Linked DNA regions of Homo sapiens: region 1 is linked to region 2. A link is an interaction called in ENCODE POLR2A ChIA-PET data of the cell type or tissue named here. Cell type or tissue: HepG2. All regions are shown on one strand. Region 1 overlaps ASAP2 (ArfGAP with SH3 domain, ankyrin repeat and PH domain 2). Region 2 overlaps ASAP2 (ArfGAP with SH3 domain, ankyrin repeat and PH domain 2).

The links. ChIA-PET counts read pairs that join two places held together with the same protein. Peaks named below come from ENCODE experiments on the same cell type or tissue, not always from the same donor. Only the 100,000 strongest peaks of a DNase experiment are listed, where the experiment ranks them.
Region 1: POLR2A ChIA-PET joins it to region 2 with 7 read pairs; 4 of 35 experiments call an interaction of 5 or more read pairs at or near these places.

What each region holds. Positions count from the first base shown.
Region 1 is chr2:9,361,479-9,369,478 of GRCh38, forward strand. It overlaps ASAP2 (ArfGAP with SH3 domain, ankyrin repeat and PH domain 2), which reads left to right. Exons shown (of 28, transcript NM_003887.3): 16 at 6,947-7,041. Among named protein-coding and RNA genes, the nearest start is that of ITGB1BP1, 58 kb to the right of the region's middle. RefSeq lists an enhancer at 3,702-3,996. In HepG2, no CTCF peak of the experiment used is centred here; a DNase peak (open chromatin) is centred at 3,863.
Region 2 is chr2:9,230,967-9,238,966 of GRCh38, forward strand. All of the region lies in intron 1 of ASAP2 (ArfGAP with SH3 domain, ankyrin repeat and PH domain 2), which reads left to right. Among named protein-coding and RNA genes, the nearest start is that of ASAP2, 28 kb to the left of the region's middle. RefSeq lists enhancers at 103-659, 660-1,214, 3,429-4,628, 3,696-4,321. In HepG2, no CTCF peak of the experiment used is centred here; DNase peaks (open chromatin) are centred at 1,227, 2,195, 3,525 and 3,945; H3K4me3 peaks cover 2,534 bases.

The DNA of each region.
Region 1 (8,000 bases), 130 kb after region 2:
ATTCATTGGCAAAGCTTGGAAATTTCAAGGCTTCTTTCTTTCTTTTCTTTTCTTTTTTCTTTCTTTCTTTCCTTCCTTTCTTTTCTTTTCCTTTTCCTTTTCTTTTTTTGACAGGGTCTCACTCCATGACCCAGGCTGGAGTCCAGTAGCACAATCTTAGCTCACTGCAACCTCTGCCTCCTGGGTTCAAGCAATCCTCCCACCTCAGCCTCCTCAGTAGCTGAGACTACAGGCAAGTGCTACCACGCCTGGCTAAGTTTTGCATTTTTGGTAGAGATGGTCTTTCGCCATGTCCAGGCTGGTCTCGAACTCCTGGACCCAAGTGATCCTCCTGCTTTGGCCTCCCAAAATGCTGGGATTACAGGTGTGAGCCACTGCGCTTGGCCTCAAGCCTTTTAAAAGTATCCAGATTGTTTTATTTTGCTTAGACAATCAGGTACTGGGATGAAGGATTTCCTGAAGTCTTTTTACCTCTTTATCTTATCTCTTTCTCTGCGTGTGTGTGTGTGTGTGTGTGTGTGTGTGTGTGTGTGTATTTAGAATTATGTCTGACACACCGTTAAGAACCATAAAGTATTAGTTATCATTGTTATCTCCTTTAACAAAATCCTTTCAGAAAAATGGTCCCCATGTGCTAGCATGTGAACCCCCAGGGAGGCCATGCATGGTCTGTCTGGTTGTCTGTTCTTACGAACCTTTCCAATTCAGAGTTGCATGCCATGCAGGGCCTCGGCTGACTTGCTTATTGAAGTATGTTTTATTGTATAGTGAGTGTTCATTAGGCCCCTTGGTGCCTTGTGAAAGGAGAGTGGTGGGTGCAGCCTGGACAGGTTCTCTCACAGGAGTAGCATCTCTCCTCTTTTGGGTAAATAGAACAGCCTCTGTTTCAGGGTGACATGCTGTGACAGCAAAGGATTTTATTTTTTTAATTAATTTTTTATTGCATGTATTTATAGTGTACAACATGATGTTTTAGTATGTTGTATACATTGGGTGTGACTAAATCAAGCTAGTTAACATATCTGTCACCTCACATGCTTATGTTTTGTGGTGAGAACACTTAAAATCTACTCTCTTGAGCCTGGTGTGGTGGCCGGCGCCTGTAATCCCAGTACTTTGGGAGGCTGAGGTGAGAAGATTGTTTGAGTCTGGGAGTTCAAGACCAGCCTGACCAACATAGGGAGACCTCCATCTCTACAAATAATTTTTTAAAACTAGCTGGGAGTGGTGGCAAGTACCTGTGGTCCCAGCTACTTGGGAGGCTGAGGCAGGAGGATCACCTGAGCACCCAGGAAGTTGAGGCTACAGTGAACTGTGATCTTGCCACTGCACTCCAGCCTGGGCAACAGAGTGAGACTGTCTCAAAACAAAATTTTTAAGTATACAGTACGTTATTATTAAGTAGAGTCACTGTGTTGTACACTAGATCCCTAGACTTTATTCATCCTAACTGAAATTTTGCATGCTTTGACCAACATGCCCACCCCCAACCCCTGGTAACCATAGTTCTGCTCTCTACTTCTATGAGTTCAGCTTTTTTAGATTTTGCATATAAATGAGATCTTGCAGGATTTGTCTTTCTTTGCCTGGCTTATTTCACTTAGTATAATGTCCTTCAGGTTCATCCATGTTGTCACAAATGACAGAATGTCCTTTTTTTCAGGTCGAATAGTATTCCATTATGTATATATACCACATTTTTAAAATCCATTCGTCCATTGGTGGCATTTAGGTTGATTCCCTATCTCGACTATTGTGAATAGTGCTGCAGTAAACAAGATGGTGAAGACGTGTCTTCAACAAACTGATTTCAGATCTTTTGGGTAAATACCCAGAAGTGGGTTATATGGTGGTTCTAGTTTTTCGAGGAACCTCCATAACCATTTTCTATAATGGTTGTATTATAATAATTTACATTCCCACCCAGTGTGCAAGCCTTCCCTTTTCTCCACATCCCTGCCAACACTTGCTATCTTTTGTCTTTTTGATAAAAGCCATTCTAACAGGTGTGAGATGATCGTGGTTTTAATTTGCATTTCCCTGATGATTTGTATGATTAATGCTGTGTACTTTTTCATACATATACCTGTTGGTCATTTGTAGGTCTTCTCTTTCTCTTTTTTTTGACAGGTTCTTGCTCTGTCGCCCAGGCTGGAGTGCAGTGGTGCCATCTCGGTTCAGTGCAGCCTCTACCTCCCAGGCTCATGCAATCCTTCTGGGTAGCTGGGACTATAGGCATGTGCCACCATGCCCAGCTAATTTTTTAAAATTTTTCCATAGAGACAGGGTCTCACTATATTGGCCAGGCTAATCTGGAATTCCTGGGCTTAAGTGGTCTTCCAGCCTCGGCTTCCCAAAGTGCTGGGATTATAGGCATGAACCGCCTGCAGCCTAGCATTACTTCTTTTCCAATGGAATGGAAGTTGCATAATTGAATTATTAATTAGTTCTGGGGAATCATGTCATCTTAACTACTTTAGCACACACCAGCTTAATATCTTTAGATTCTAAAGCAAACCTACTTTGGGAAAAACTTTCTGGTAAACACAGATTTTAAAAAGATAAATTTCCTTCTTAATGTAGAAGATCATGATTTCAGCTTTGATTTTTCAGGTCATATGAAAAACAGTATCACTGGTACTAGGGTACTACTATCATGATCAATTTCACTATCATACATGAAGTTAATAAAGGAATTCTTGATATTCTGAAATTGAATTTGAGTCAGTCATTTAAAAATCTTATGAGACCAGGCGCAGTGGTTCACACCTATAGCTCCAGCACTTTGGGAGGCTGAGGCAGGCAGATCACTTGAGCCCATGAGTTCAAGACCAACCTGGGCCACATGGCAAAACCCCATCTCTACAAAAAAAAAAAAGTTAGCTGAGTATGGTAGTACATGCCTGTGGTCCTAGCTATCAGGGAGGCTGAGGTGGGAGAATCACCTGAGCCCAGGAGGTTGGCTATAGTGAACTGAGATTGTGCCACTGCTCTCCAGCCTGGGTGACAGAGTAAGACCCTGTCTCAAAACAAAAAAACATCAAATTAAAAAACAGGCATCAAGAGCATTACCAAATATTTACTGACTCAGCTTTCTGTTTCTTGACTTTCTTCTATTTCTGTTCTCATACGGTTGTTAATAAGCTGTCAAATGTTAAAGCGGGTCAACACACAGTCTGATCTGAAAGAGAGCATGTGGAGAGGAAAGCTCCTCAAAGACGAAGAACTTAACGACTTACAACTGTCTTCTAAGTTCACCTAGGACTGAAATGTGCCACCCAGATACTAAAAGCAATTGCTTAGGGCAACAGGAAATTGACTATCAGTGGTCATTTACGGAGGAACTGTTATGCTCCAGGCATTGTTGTAGGTGTTCTACGTACACTGTATTATCTAACCTAAATGGAGAGCTCCATTTTTAAAAAAAGACCAGAGAGGTTAAGAAACTTACCCAGTGCAGGATTTACATTCCAACTATCAGACTCCAGAGCCTGTGTTTTAGCCTTTTTTTTTAAAGCCAAGATTCTGAACATTTTTTAAACCACAAAGTCTATCAGAAAAAATTGAGCACCAAAGCATGTACTTACTTACATATGATGTACCTACACTTACTAAGAAATACATACTTTGTAAACTACATCAAAAATAGAGCTTTTAAAGGGTCAGGTAAAGACATCATATGTAAACTTTTTCCCTGCACACCAGAGTGTCCTTTTGTGCTCTTTGCTTTGGAGGCAGCAGTTTGGTCAAGCCCCTTCCCTTGTCTGGGCCTTTACCCTCTGTACTTTAGAGCTGGACTGCACTCTTCAGGCCCTCCACCCTTCGGGGATCCAAGGGGCCCAGTTAACATCAGGGAGGAGCTGACCTTGGGGTCTCCTGAGCTCAGCGGTCAGGGAAGTCTGGTTTCTCTCACTTGCCTGTTCTCTCCTGGGGTGAGTCAGAGAAGAATGTCACAGCAATTGTTGTCCTTCCTCATGGAGACATGAAAACAGGACAGGAGGTTTCCCTGCCCCACCCCAAACTCTCAAAACAATGTCCAGATAAAACCTAAAGCTTCATTTTGGCTCAGTGGGCCCTGCTCAGGTAGGTGCTAAGGACGTACAGGTGTGTGATTCTGTGTCTCTGTCCTGGGTGTGGCCATCAGGGAGGGAGATGCCCACACACAGACGACTCCCCCGTATGGTGAGTGCCAAGAAAAGGGGCCTCCTGGCCAAGGGACTGCTCTGCTCATCTGGGCCTGGTGCCGCTGTCCTCATAGTGTTCAGGATGAACTTCTTTTCCAGGGCTTCTTATTGACTCATCGCTACCTTGTTGAAGTGAGCTGCCATAGAGCAGGAGGGTGCCTCATGCCTCATGCCCAGCACAGACGAGGGGCTCAGAGTGTGCTCCTGAGGCCACAGGAAGGGCGACGGACTGGGCTGAGCTACCCTGGGTGATACAGAACTTAAACACTCCCTCCTCTCCTCCATCCAGTCTGGCTCAATTTCTGCCTCAGTGCAGCCCACAAATTCCTTCTGGGTGCCAGTGAGAAGCAGGAGATGCCAGGGCTCAGGTCGACAGCCACCTTCCTGCCCCCTTGGTTTCTGCCTGCCTGTCCTGCTGGCACCTGCAGCCTCCATTTGCAAATGCTTTGCTTTTGTCGATGGGTCTGGAGGGGTTCTCTATGGGCTGAAACGTAAACTGGAACTTGGCAGAACTGCAAGGTAGCACGTTTCTCTAGCATTGGATGAGTGTGACACATGGATGCGGTGGCTCCCTGGACCAGCTGTCTCTCAGTTAACCAGCCAAGTCCAAGCAGAAGGGAAGCAGCTCTTCGATTCCTGGGGAATTCTCCTCCTCCCATCTCCCCACCCCCATCTGCTTAACACAAACTAGGAGGCATCAGGGTGGTTGGCCCCTGGCTCATAGAGGGGGCCACAGTGATTTTTGTCACTCAACTTGGGAAAACCATTGTGCTCACCTGGGGACAGTGTCCTGCTTGGATTGTATGCTGCCTGGCTATAAACCAGGCGCTCTGACATTGGGGTTCAGTCCTGGATCTGACACCAGCTGCCTGAGAAACCCTTCACAGGGCATTAGCTTCCTGGTGCATAGGTACCTGTCACCTTAAGTGGTGTGCCACCTGACCATTCTGTTGTCCCTGGGAAAATTGCAACGCAGCCTCTAGGCTTTTGCCTCCTGACTGATGGCTTGAGGTCCCAGAGCCAGGACTGAGCAAGGAGGTGGAGTTGGTTAATGTTTTATGCTTTGGGCCGCCTAGAAAAAGCTTTTTCCACGTGTCAAGGGCCGGGTTGAATTAGGAAAGCTCATCATCCAGCTATTAGGCTACCCCACATAATTCTTCTGTTTTTAAAAAATTGCGTCTGCATCCTCCACTAGCCCACTAGCCCATTTCACCGTTTGATGTTATTTGCCGCCAGGAAGTTCCAGTGTATCTAACCCAGACCTCTTGGGCTCTCCTTCAGTCAGTTCCCTACAAGAGATAGACCCGATTTCAGGCTGCAGCAGCCTCTCCCAAAGCATGTTTGTTAACTCCTTTGCCTGCATAATTTTTTTTTTTTTTTTTTGTAGAGATGGAGTCTCACTCTGTCGCCCAGGCTGGAGTCCAGTGGTGTGATCTCGGCTCACTGCAATCTTCACCTCCTGGATTCAAGCAATTCTCCTGTCTCAGCCTCCTGAGTAGCTGGGACTACAGGTGCACGCCGCCATGCCTGGCTAATTTCTTTTGTATTTTAGTAGAGATGGGGTTTCACCTTGTTGCCCAGGCTAGTCTCGAACTCCTGAGCTCAGCCGATCCACCCGCCTCGGCCTCCCAAAGTGGTAGGAATACAGGTGTGAGCCACCATGCCTGGCCTGCCTGCATAATCAATAGAGAGCAGAAATATCACAAGCGTCACTGACTCCCCAGCAGAACATGGAAATGAAAATATGTTTTCTCAAAGCACTGAGCTTGGTGCTCCCTTTTGGTATTATTTCATTAAACGTTTAAGAATCTGACCTGGCCAGGCGCAGCGGCTCACGCCTGTAATCCCAGCACTTTGGGAGGCTGAGGTGGCCGGATTGCATGAGCCCAGGAGTTCGAGACCAGCCTGGGCAACATGGTGAAACCCCATCTCTACAAACAATACAAAAATCAGCTGGGCGTGGTGGCGTGTGCCTATAGTCCCCGCTGCTTGGGAACCTGAGGTAGGAGGGTCACCTGAGCCTGGGGAGGGCAAGGTTGCATTAAGCCATGATCATGCCACTGCACTTCGGCCTGGGCAACAGAGCAAGACACTGTCTCAAAAAAAAGAATGTGTTAATTTAATGTTTAACATGTCAGAAGATTGATTGGCAAGTAAAGACCTTACATCTGGAGCTAATATATTACATTTTTAGTGTTTCAGTTTACTGTTTTCACCTAAATTTTATCAACCCAGAAGTATAGGTATCATCCCATTTTACTGATGAAAACTCTGCCGCTCAGGGAAACTGACTTGCCTGTGGTCACACAGCCGGTAATGGAGCTGTGATTTGAACCTGAGTCTTAGCTTTCCTGGCTCAGTGCCGCTTCACTCTACCAGAACTACCTCATAGCTGGCATAAGTAAAGGTTGTTTGAGGATGTGAAATAGATTCACTTTGGTTGAGGCACAGGTCATTGGGAGGAGTGGGTAAGGATGGAAATTCACATTGGACCAAGTTACTGGTTCTCCCTGTCTCTGTCTGTACTCTATCCAGAGCGCGTTTTATGACAATGCGTCTCTGTAATAGGCATGCCGCTTCTTATCTTTAATTTTATGGGTACCTTTGGGCTTTGGGTTTTGTCCATCTTCATTAAAGGCAAACCACTTTATTGCTCTATTTCTTAGTGGCCATTAAATAAATCATCAGATGGGGATGGGTAATGTGTAGCAGTAGAATGTATTAATAATTGAGTATCCTGAAATAGACTTTCATTTTTGCAGCTCGCCAAGAATATTGGGAATGCAGGCTTTAATGAGATCATGGAATGTTGCCTACCAGCTGAGGACTCAGTCAAACCCAACCCAGGCAGCGACATGTAAGTATGGGACTGGCTATTCTCATTTGCTGAGTAAAGGTTTGCCTTTGCCCGAGCCCCGGGAGGCAGGGGAATAAGAAGTTTTGGGTGCATCCATCGTTGCTTCTTTAGGGAATAAATCAGCCTATGTTGGGTTTTCTTAGTCACTTTAACCTTTTGGGTGACCAAATAGAAATTTTTTTAGGAAGAAGCCAAAAGCAGGCAGGTTTCGCAGATGCTGTGCGTGTGTGCAGCGGGTATGTAGAGAGCCTCACTCGCCACTGGTGGGTGGAAGACCCTGGACTTTTCACCTGTGCTGTCTGTTCTGTTGAGTCACTTCCCCGTCTTGGTCTCTCTGCATAATCCTGAGCCACCGAGATGGCTGGTTGTGGTAGATATGTGATTATGTAGCGTCCTTCTTGCCAACGTCCTTGCCTCCTTGCAAATGTGGAATGTGTTACTTCCTTCAAAAAATGTTTGTGTTTGTGTTATTGTTGATACACAACTTGACGGAGAAGCTTTTTTTTTTTTTTCTGGGAGACGGAGTTTCACTCTTGTTACCCAGGCTGGAGTGCAGTGGCACGATCTCGGCTCACTGCAACCTCTGCCTCCCAGGTTCAAGCGATTCTTCTGCCTCAGCCTCCCAAGTAGCTGGGATTATAGGCACATGCCACCACGCCTGGCTAATTTTTATATTTTTAGTAGAGACAGAGTTTCACCATGTTGGCCAGGCTGGACTCGAACTCCTGACCTCAGGTGATCCACTCGCTGCAGCCTCCCAAAGTGCTGGGATTACAGGCGTGAGGCACCGTGCCTGGCCAGCGGAGAAGCTTTTGTGTCTACTGGTGCAGAGCTGACAACAGGGAATGTTCTTGCCCATCTTATCAGAGTGTCAGTGGCCATGTCACACTAGTCTTCGAGAAGAGGTGGACAGGGAGACCCATGGGTTCGGGCAGTGGGTGTCCGGCTCGCCTTAGACT
Region 2 (8,000 bases):
GTCCAGCTTCTTGCTTCCTGGCAGCACAAACCCCTGCCTGTTTCTGGCGGGGAGATGCTGCCCAGGCTCGGCTGCTTTGCGGTTCTATGTCGGTCACTTTCCCCAGGCCACTTCCTTCCTTTTTCTTCTTATGCCAGCCTGGGCAAGAGGAATTTGTGCTTCCTGCCAGCAGGATGGATGGGGGAAAGGCAGTGGCTGGGTGTTTCTCTCTGCTGGAAGGGTTTGCTGGGGTGAATCCTTTCCCTTCACTCCCTCCTGTAGCCAGGACCTTGTCACCTCCAGGGAGCAGGTGACAGTTTCCTTGACTCCTCACCAGGTTTTCAGGCTCTGCCCTCTTCCTCTCCCCAGCCAAGCTTGCCTCTGACCTCAGCCAGGAGGAACTTGCTCTAGGGCTTAAGTCAGGTCACATCTAACTTTAAGACCCAGTTTTAGCATCTGGTATGGAGGCAACAGCCTGGGCTTTGACAGACTTGGGTTTGCGTCATGACTCGGTACCTGCTACCCGTTCGCTGAGATGCCAGTGAGCAGTCGCTGGTCATGTTACATAGCTGCCACCTCCCGGAGGCCAGCTCTGTTGTGTGTGCATGCCCATTGAGATGCCCGGGTGCCGCCACACCCCTAGCCTGCGCCTGCCTGTTCTTCCTCCTGTCAGAGGGCCCTGTTCTTGCTCATAGACTCCTGCACAGCAGCGGGCCTGTCTGTCTGCCTGGCCCTTGGGTGTCCCTGGCATCTGCATGCTGTGTTCCCATGGTCCTTCTGCTAGTTGGAGCCCTTGTGCCATGCCTTCCTTTGGAGACTCTCCTCTCTGTGCCGTCTCGCATGCCATCCTTGAGGTTTTAGCTCTGTCACCTGGCAGCCTGGCCCTTCCCTGCAGCAGGTGAGGACTGAGAGCTGGGCTGTGCCCCTCCCACCCACTTGACCCAGCGGACACTTTGGGAAGTGGCAACCATAAGTCTGCCTGGCTTGCTCCAGTTGCCCATCTTGTCCTGTGAGTGAAGCTCCTGCTTCCATCTCTCTTGATCTGGCCCCTTCTCTCCATTCCTCCAGCTGCAGTGGGTGCCCCTGTCATTTGTCAGCCAGAGCATTCAACAGCCTCTGCTCCCACTGAGGTCATGGTGATTGTCTTAAAGATTTGCTCTTTAGCTTCTCAGCTGAAGACACGTTGGTGGCTTCCCTGACCTTTTGGAAAGTAACCAGACTCTGGGTCCTTCTCCTTTGTTGACCTGGCCCCTGCCTCCCTCCCACCCCATCTCATCCATGCCTGTCCTCTGTGTCAACACGCCTCACTGCCCTGCGCCCGATCCTTTTACACAGGTGGTCCCTCTGTTTGTAGAGTCGCCCTGCTCTTCGTATCTCCCTGCCTGTTCTGTGAAGTTCAGCCCAGTGCCCCTTCCTTGGAGGCCACATTAGAGGGCCCTCCTCTGCTGGCTTTGTGCCCCCGTACCCCTTTCGCAGCTGACTGTCCACATTATACTGTCTGTATCTGTTATTTACTGTCTGTCTTTGACAAACTATGATCTTGGAAGTGCAGAGAACTTGTCTGATTTGTTTAACCACCTCACTTAGCACATAACTTGTCATATTTTTAATTTATTTTCTATCTCCCCTTCTCCCCATTAGATCATAAGCTTCCTGGGGGCAGGGATTTTTGACTCTTACTTAGTGATGCATCCTCAGCACCCAGAATTGCACTGGACACATCATATATGTTTAATATGTGTTTGTTGAATGAATAAAACTGACAGGCAACTACAGCTTAGATTGCAGGGAGTGAGACATGCTGTTGCCGGAGCTCTGGTGTCATTGGTTCATAGAAAGCTTGTTTCTCTGGCCATGGGGACTTGATTCTTAGAGGGTAATGGTTCGAAAGTTGAATTAGTGAGTGTAAATCCTTAAAAAAGTAAAAATATGTTTGTGCCCTTGTACAGAGGGGCTGCCTTGCCCTTCTGGAAGAAGGAATTCCACGTTAGACGTGTTCCCAGCTGCAGTTTTGTTCTGTATCTATTGCCAGCAGGAATCCAAGGATTTCCTTTATTATTTCCAAATTGCTGCCTCTTAGGAATGGAGAATGCTGCCAGTCTGTGCTCTGTGTTTTTTTTGCTCAGTGGGACCAAAGTAGTTTTGTGGTAGAGAGATACAGAGATACGGCTTTGAGACAGTTTGAGTCATCTAATTACTGTCCAGGAGGGCTGGGAGGTTAACCCTGGTGGTTGCTTTGGTGATAGTGATCGATGTCTGTGTGACAATTATAATGAAGGCTGGTATTATGCCGGGACTTTGAAGAGTCTATCAGATAGTGAAGGAATTGCGAAGCCGTACTATGTTGAGGTCTCCAGAATAAACATCCTCAGAATGGAAGGTCCAGATGAGAAGGTTACCTTGATGAGAGGCCTTTATGCTTTTTGTGCTATTTTCCTTTATGGGCTCTGGTAGTTCTTTAGTGTTTTATAATCTCTTTTCAGAGAAAGCTTTTTGTAAATTCTTCAGATTTTACTTTTTAAGTAACACTTACAAAAGTTGTATGGTGGCTTGGGACCAATACACTTTGCAGGAAATGCAGAGATGGATAAGAAATGGTTCATTCCCTTCAGGACCTCTCGTTATAGCTTAGCCTATGTAGTGATTAGAGCATCTGCTTTGAAGCCAGCTGGACCTGGACTCAGATATAGGTTTTGCTAATTGATACCTGTGTGGCCATGGGCAAATATGCTCATTTACTCATTTGTGTTTAACAAACACTTATATTGCACTTACTGTGTGCCAGGCAGTAAGTGCTTAACACATGTTAAATGGATTTAATCCTTACAACAACCCTGTGGCTAGGTACTGTCATCATCCCCATGTTTAAAGAAGAGGGGAGTGGGCTGGGCATGGTGGCTCACGCCTGTAATCCCAGCACTTTGGGAGGCTGGGGTGGGTGGATCACCTGAGGTCAGGAGTTTGAGACCAGCTTGGCCAACACGGTGAAACCCCATCTTTACTAAAAATATAAAAATTAGCTGGTCGTGGTGACAGGCACCTGTAATCCCAGCTACTCGGGAGGCTGAGGCATGAGAATTGCTTGAACCCGGGAGGCGGAGGTTGCAGTGAGTCAAGATCGCACCACTGCACTCCAGCCTGGGTGACAGAGCGAAGCTATGTCTCAAAAAAAAAAAAAAAAAAAAAGGAAGAGGGGAGTGGTTCACAGAGGTGAAGCAATGTTCCCTGGGTCACTGAGCAGAGAAGTCACAAAGCCTGGGCACTCTGGCTCGAGTTCATTTTTCTTCTTGACGCTATTTGTGCTGCCTCTCAGCTTCCTAAGCTTGAGCTTCCTAAACTGTAAAATGGGAGGCAGCAATAACCAGACTGCCTAGAGACAGGCTGGTGTGAGAATTCAGTGAGAAAACCCGGGGAGAACATTTAGCCAGAGCCTGTCGCATGGCTGGGGCTCTGGCTAGTGGAGGGAGAGGAGACAGCACACAGATTGCACCAGAACAAGGTAATGGCGGCGCGTGGCCTTGCAGGGGCCTTGATAATAGGAGGAGCTCAGAAGCAGGGAGAGATCACTTCCTGCTGGGGCAGCTGGGACATTGTCATGAAAGACCAGGGAGGGGACAGATGGGACATCTGGGACTTCACAGCCACCTGGGGAAGTGGGCACTATCCCCATTGTGTGGATCCAGAAGCTGGGCTGTTTCTAATCAGTTAAAATGAGTAGGTAGAGCCAAGGTGAAGGAAGATGGATTTACTCAGGGTTCAGTTGGTTGGACTGTTGAATTGAGCTGGGGGCAGGTGGAATAAAGTCTGGTCAGCCACTCTGGGGCCGATGCACAGGGGCCCAGCCTGGAGCCCACTTCCGGCCTTGCGAATGCTTCAGTGGCTTTGCATATTGTCTCTTTGTTCTCACTCTTTAGAAATGTTCTCCCACACCTTCCTTCCAGTGGATTTCTAGAAATACCCTATTTTTCATGACTCACCAATTGAACACATCCTGTTTGGGGAAGTGATAAGAGAGGAATTTGAGAATGGCATGGAGTTGACTCCTAATGATGACTGGTGCAAGGAGTAGACGGCCCAGCCTTCTGCTTGCTCTGCCTCTCACCTGTGTCTCCAGACGAGCTGAATTTCTCCAAGTGCCGTGTTTCACTGTCCCCGCCCGACATATGCCAACTGGAGCTTTTCCTGTCCTGTTGTAGGCGGGGATCTGTGTGTGGCTACAGAGTGACTAATGGTAGAATTAATCGAGTTAGAGATGGGGCCTGTAGTTTTGAACCTGATGAGTTAGATGACCTTTTGGACCACACAGATGGCTGGTCGTCCTGTGCACCAGTGTGGCAGGGATGGAGCTTGTGCCAGCTGCCCCGGGCAGAGTTGTTTTCTTTTTAAGAGGTAGCCAAGGCAGCCTTGCCTCTCAGGACCCAGCCCTGGTGGGTGGCACCCCAGCCCTTCCCTTTCCAGGGCTCTGATTTTCCTCATGGCTTGCTGTTATTTCACTCGCAGAGTTCAGATGTTGTTCATTCCAGCAGAGGCCGGATGTGTAAATCATCCTGCAGCAGTTCTGTCTTGTATGGCCGGAGGCTCCTTGGTGGGCTGATTGGAAAGCCCAGTACATTAGGGAGTGAAGGGAGTGAAGTAAAGAGAAATGGAGGAGGGAGAACTGGAGCTGGGGCACGTGAGCTGCTGTGGTAGCGTGCGGGAGGCAGGGGAGTTCAGACCACGTCTCGGGGCCAGGAGTGGCTGACAGCTGAGGTGTCGGGCTGGGTAGGGCAGAGTGAGCCGCATGGCCTGGCAGCTGTGATGGGAACATGTAAGAAGTGGTCAGGCTGCTGTTGTTTTAGATGTCTGAACCCTGAGGGTAGAACTCGGAGAACTTGGTTGGTGGATGCAGCCGGCAATGCCTTCCCATGAATGGCAAGGGCAGTGGGCTTAGGCAGATGGAGCTGCTCCACCTGGCAGTTTAGCCTCCCAGGGGACTTCTGGCAAGGTCCGGAGTCATGTTTGATCTGCCAGGACTGGGGACTGGGGTGCTGGTGGCATCTGGTGGGTGGAGGCCAGGATGCTACTACACATCCCACAGTGCCCAGGACTGCACCCACCACAAAGAAGTACCTTGTCCCAAGTGTGTCCGGGCCTGATGTTGAGAAACGCTGGGTCAAAAGGCTTCAGGTGATGGTGGACTTGGAGGGCCGGTCAGGGAGGGACAAAGGGATGTCCTTGGCACCTGGACTGCTTTGGGGCCCCTGTTTCCTGCTCTTGGTGGGCCTGAGTCTCTCTGTAAGTTTTGCAGTATGAAGTTGACCTGGATGTTTCATAAGCAGAGGCTTGTAGGTAATCAAGTGCCACGAAGTAAAGATCATTTCGGGCCACTTGAATATATTAAGTTCGTCGACATCTTCAAAGAGTTAGATTGAAATGCTGATCCTCTTATATTCCTGACATATTCTTATCCTTGCCTGTATTATTTTTTTCTGTTTTTTAACCTGTGTTGTGCAGTATGCCAGATGAACTTTTTAGGGTGTATATTTTGATATCTTACTTTTATGAAGATTAATAAAATTAAAATTGTCTCTGTACTGATGTAAAGAGCTTGAACTTAATTTAGTTTTATAATTGTCTGTATAAACATTCTTAATGTCTAAAGAGGATTTTTTACCGGAGAGGCAAAGGGAAATAAAAACTTGATAAAATTTAAAAAATTAAAAGCAACTGTTATCTGTTATTGTATGTATGTATGTGTAGGTGGTTGTGTGTATGTATGAGAGACACAGACAGTGCATTTTACTTTTTTGTTTTTTAAAGATCCTGCCTTTAAATTTGGAACTATAATTATTTGTCAGCACAGTTAAATTTTTTTTTTCTTGCTTTTCTTTCTCTTTCTCCTTTCCTGTGTTGGAGCAAAGGTGCTGTGTGTTGTCTACTTCAGGTTTCTTTTTTGAGTGAATGGGACAAGGACAGGGCAATATCTGAGTGTCAGAAAGATCCCCCCCGAGGCTGGTGTGGGTACCAGGCAGGGCTGGGGTACGGAGACGGGCAGGCGGACCAGGCAGGGGCTAGTGAAGGCAGGACGAGGTCCAAGTTGAGGCCATGGCCAAGGGGAGGGGAAGGCAGGAACAGCTTGGAGAAATAGGCAAGAGGGACAAGTCTCTGACCTCTTGGCTGTGCGGGCTGGGAATCCAGGAAAACACTGGTTTCTGGCTTGAGTGAGTGGAAGCTTTTTTAAAAAAAGAGAGTTAAAAAAAAAAGCCCTGTTTTGTACACATTTTGATGGTTAATGTTGCTTTCTGACTTTTGCTTTTCAAAAAGTGAAAATGGAAAAGTTTAACAGGGCCTCAACTCCTGAGGCTGGATTAGGACATTTCTCATTTACATTGTGACTTTTAGATGAAAACATAATTGATACCTTTGAAAAGATTAAGATGGTTCTGCCTATTTTCTGAAATTTAGGAAGCACCCACTGGGTCTTTTGGTCTTTTTTTTTTTTTTTTTGACAGATTCTTGCTTTGTTGCCCAGGCTGGGATGCAGTGGCATGATCTCAGCTCGCTGCAGCCTCGACCTCCTAGGCTCCAGCAATCTTCCCATCTTAGCCTCCCAAGTAGCTGGGACTACAGGTACATGCCACCATGCCTGGCTAATTACTTTTATTTTTATTTTTTGTAGAGATGAGGGTCTCAGTATGTTGCCCAGGCTGGTCTCAAACTCCTGGGCTCAAGAGATCCTCCTGCCTCGGCCCCTCAAAGTGCTGGGATTACAGGCATGAGCCACCGTGCCTGGCCTGCTCTGGTTGAAGGCTAGATTCTGAGCGACCAGGAGACTGAGTCTTTTCTTGCTCACCTGGTGGAGTACATTGTATACAGTAGGTGCCCATGTTTCTTCTTTTGATTTGCAGAGCAGTTGTCTTGAGGAAAACCAGTGAGATGATCCCATCTCTTCCCATGATTTTGAGAGTATGATCTCTGTCCCAATTCAGAAGAGCCCTGAGGTGAGGTAAAGATGTTAGAGGTGAGTGGCATTCTGTGTCTGACCTGTGGCTCCAGTGTGTGGATCCGTGGGCTGGCGTGTCTCACATGTGTGGACTGGGGTTTCCCTCTTCCACAGGGAGGTGGTCAGTGTGTGGGAGGAGCCATGGCTCTGGCCTCCGACTGCTGGGGTTTGAATTTAGGGTGAGCACTTACTAACACTGTTAGCTGACCCGCTACCTACTGATCTTCACACGGATGAGCTTATTGATGGTGCACACAGATGACAGGTTTAGATTGTATGCTGGTTCCTTGTATTTGTTCTGTTTTTAAAACCTCAGCTCCTCTAGTCTTTGGTAGACACTCTTATGTTATATCTTGGGCAACTTAGTTCCTCTTTCTGGAGCCTCAGTTTCCCCATCTGTAACACCAGAGAGCTGGACTTAGGGGAACCGCTTGATATTTGACAATACTCCAGGCTTTTGTAAACAAATTGTCCACAGCTTTGCTGAGCTACAGCCACATCCGCTTGAAAAAGCATTGTCTTACCAGCCTGTGCAGAATCCAGATCACTTTCATCCACCTTCCCATGGGGGCTGCTCCATCCCTTGTCTTACTGGAAATGTCTTTCTCAAGGGTCTTTTCTGGTGTACAGGTCTCCCTGGAGATGGAAAACCATAGCACTGGTTTAAGTACAGTGTTTTGTTTGCATGGGGAGGAGAGGCTGAGGCAACAGCCTGTGAGTTCAGGAGTAATAAGGTGTTTGTTTCCCTTTTTGGCCAGTTTTTTTTTGGTGGCATAATTTACATACAATGAAATTTACCCTAAGAGTACACTTTGATGAATCTTACAAATGTACAGTTGTGTAATCCCCACCATTATGACCTAAAACACCCCGAAAGCTTCCCTCTTGCTAACCTGACTGACTTGGTGGTTCTGGTGGCTTTTTTGTAGATTGCCTGGCATTTCTACATAGATGATTTTGTCTTCTGTGAACGCTGTTTGCCTCCTTCCTTCCTGATCTGTTTGCCTGCTCCTGCTTTCTCTTGCTGTACTGTGTTCCC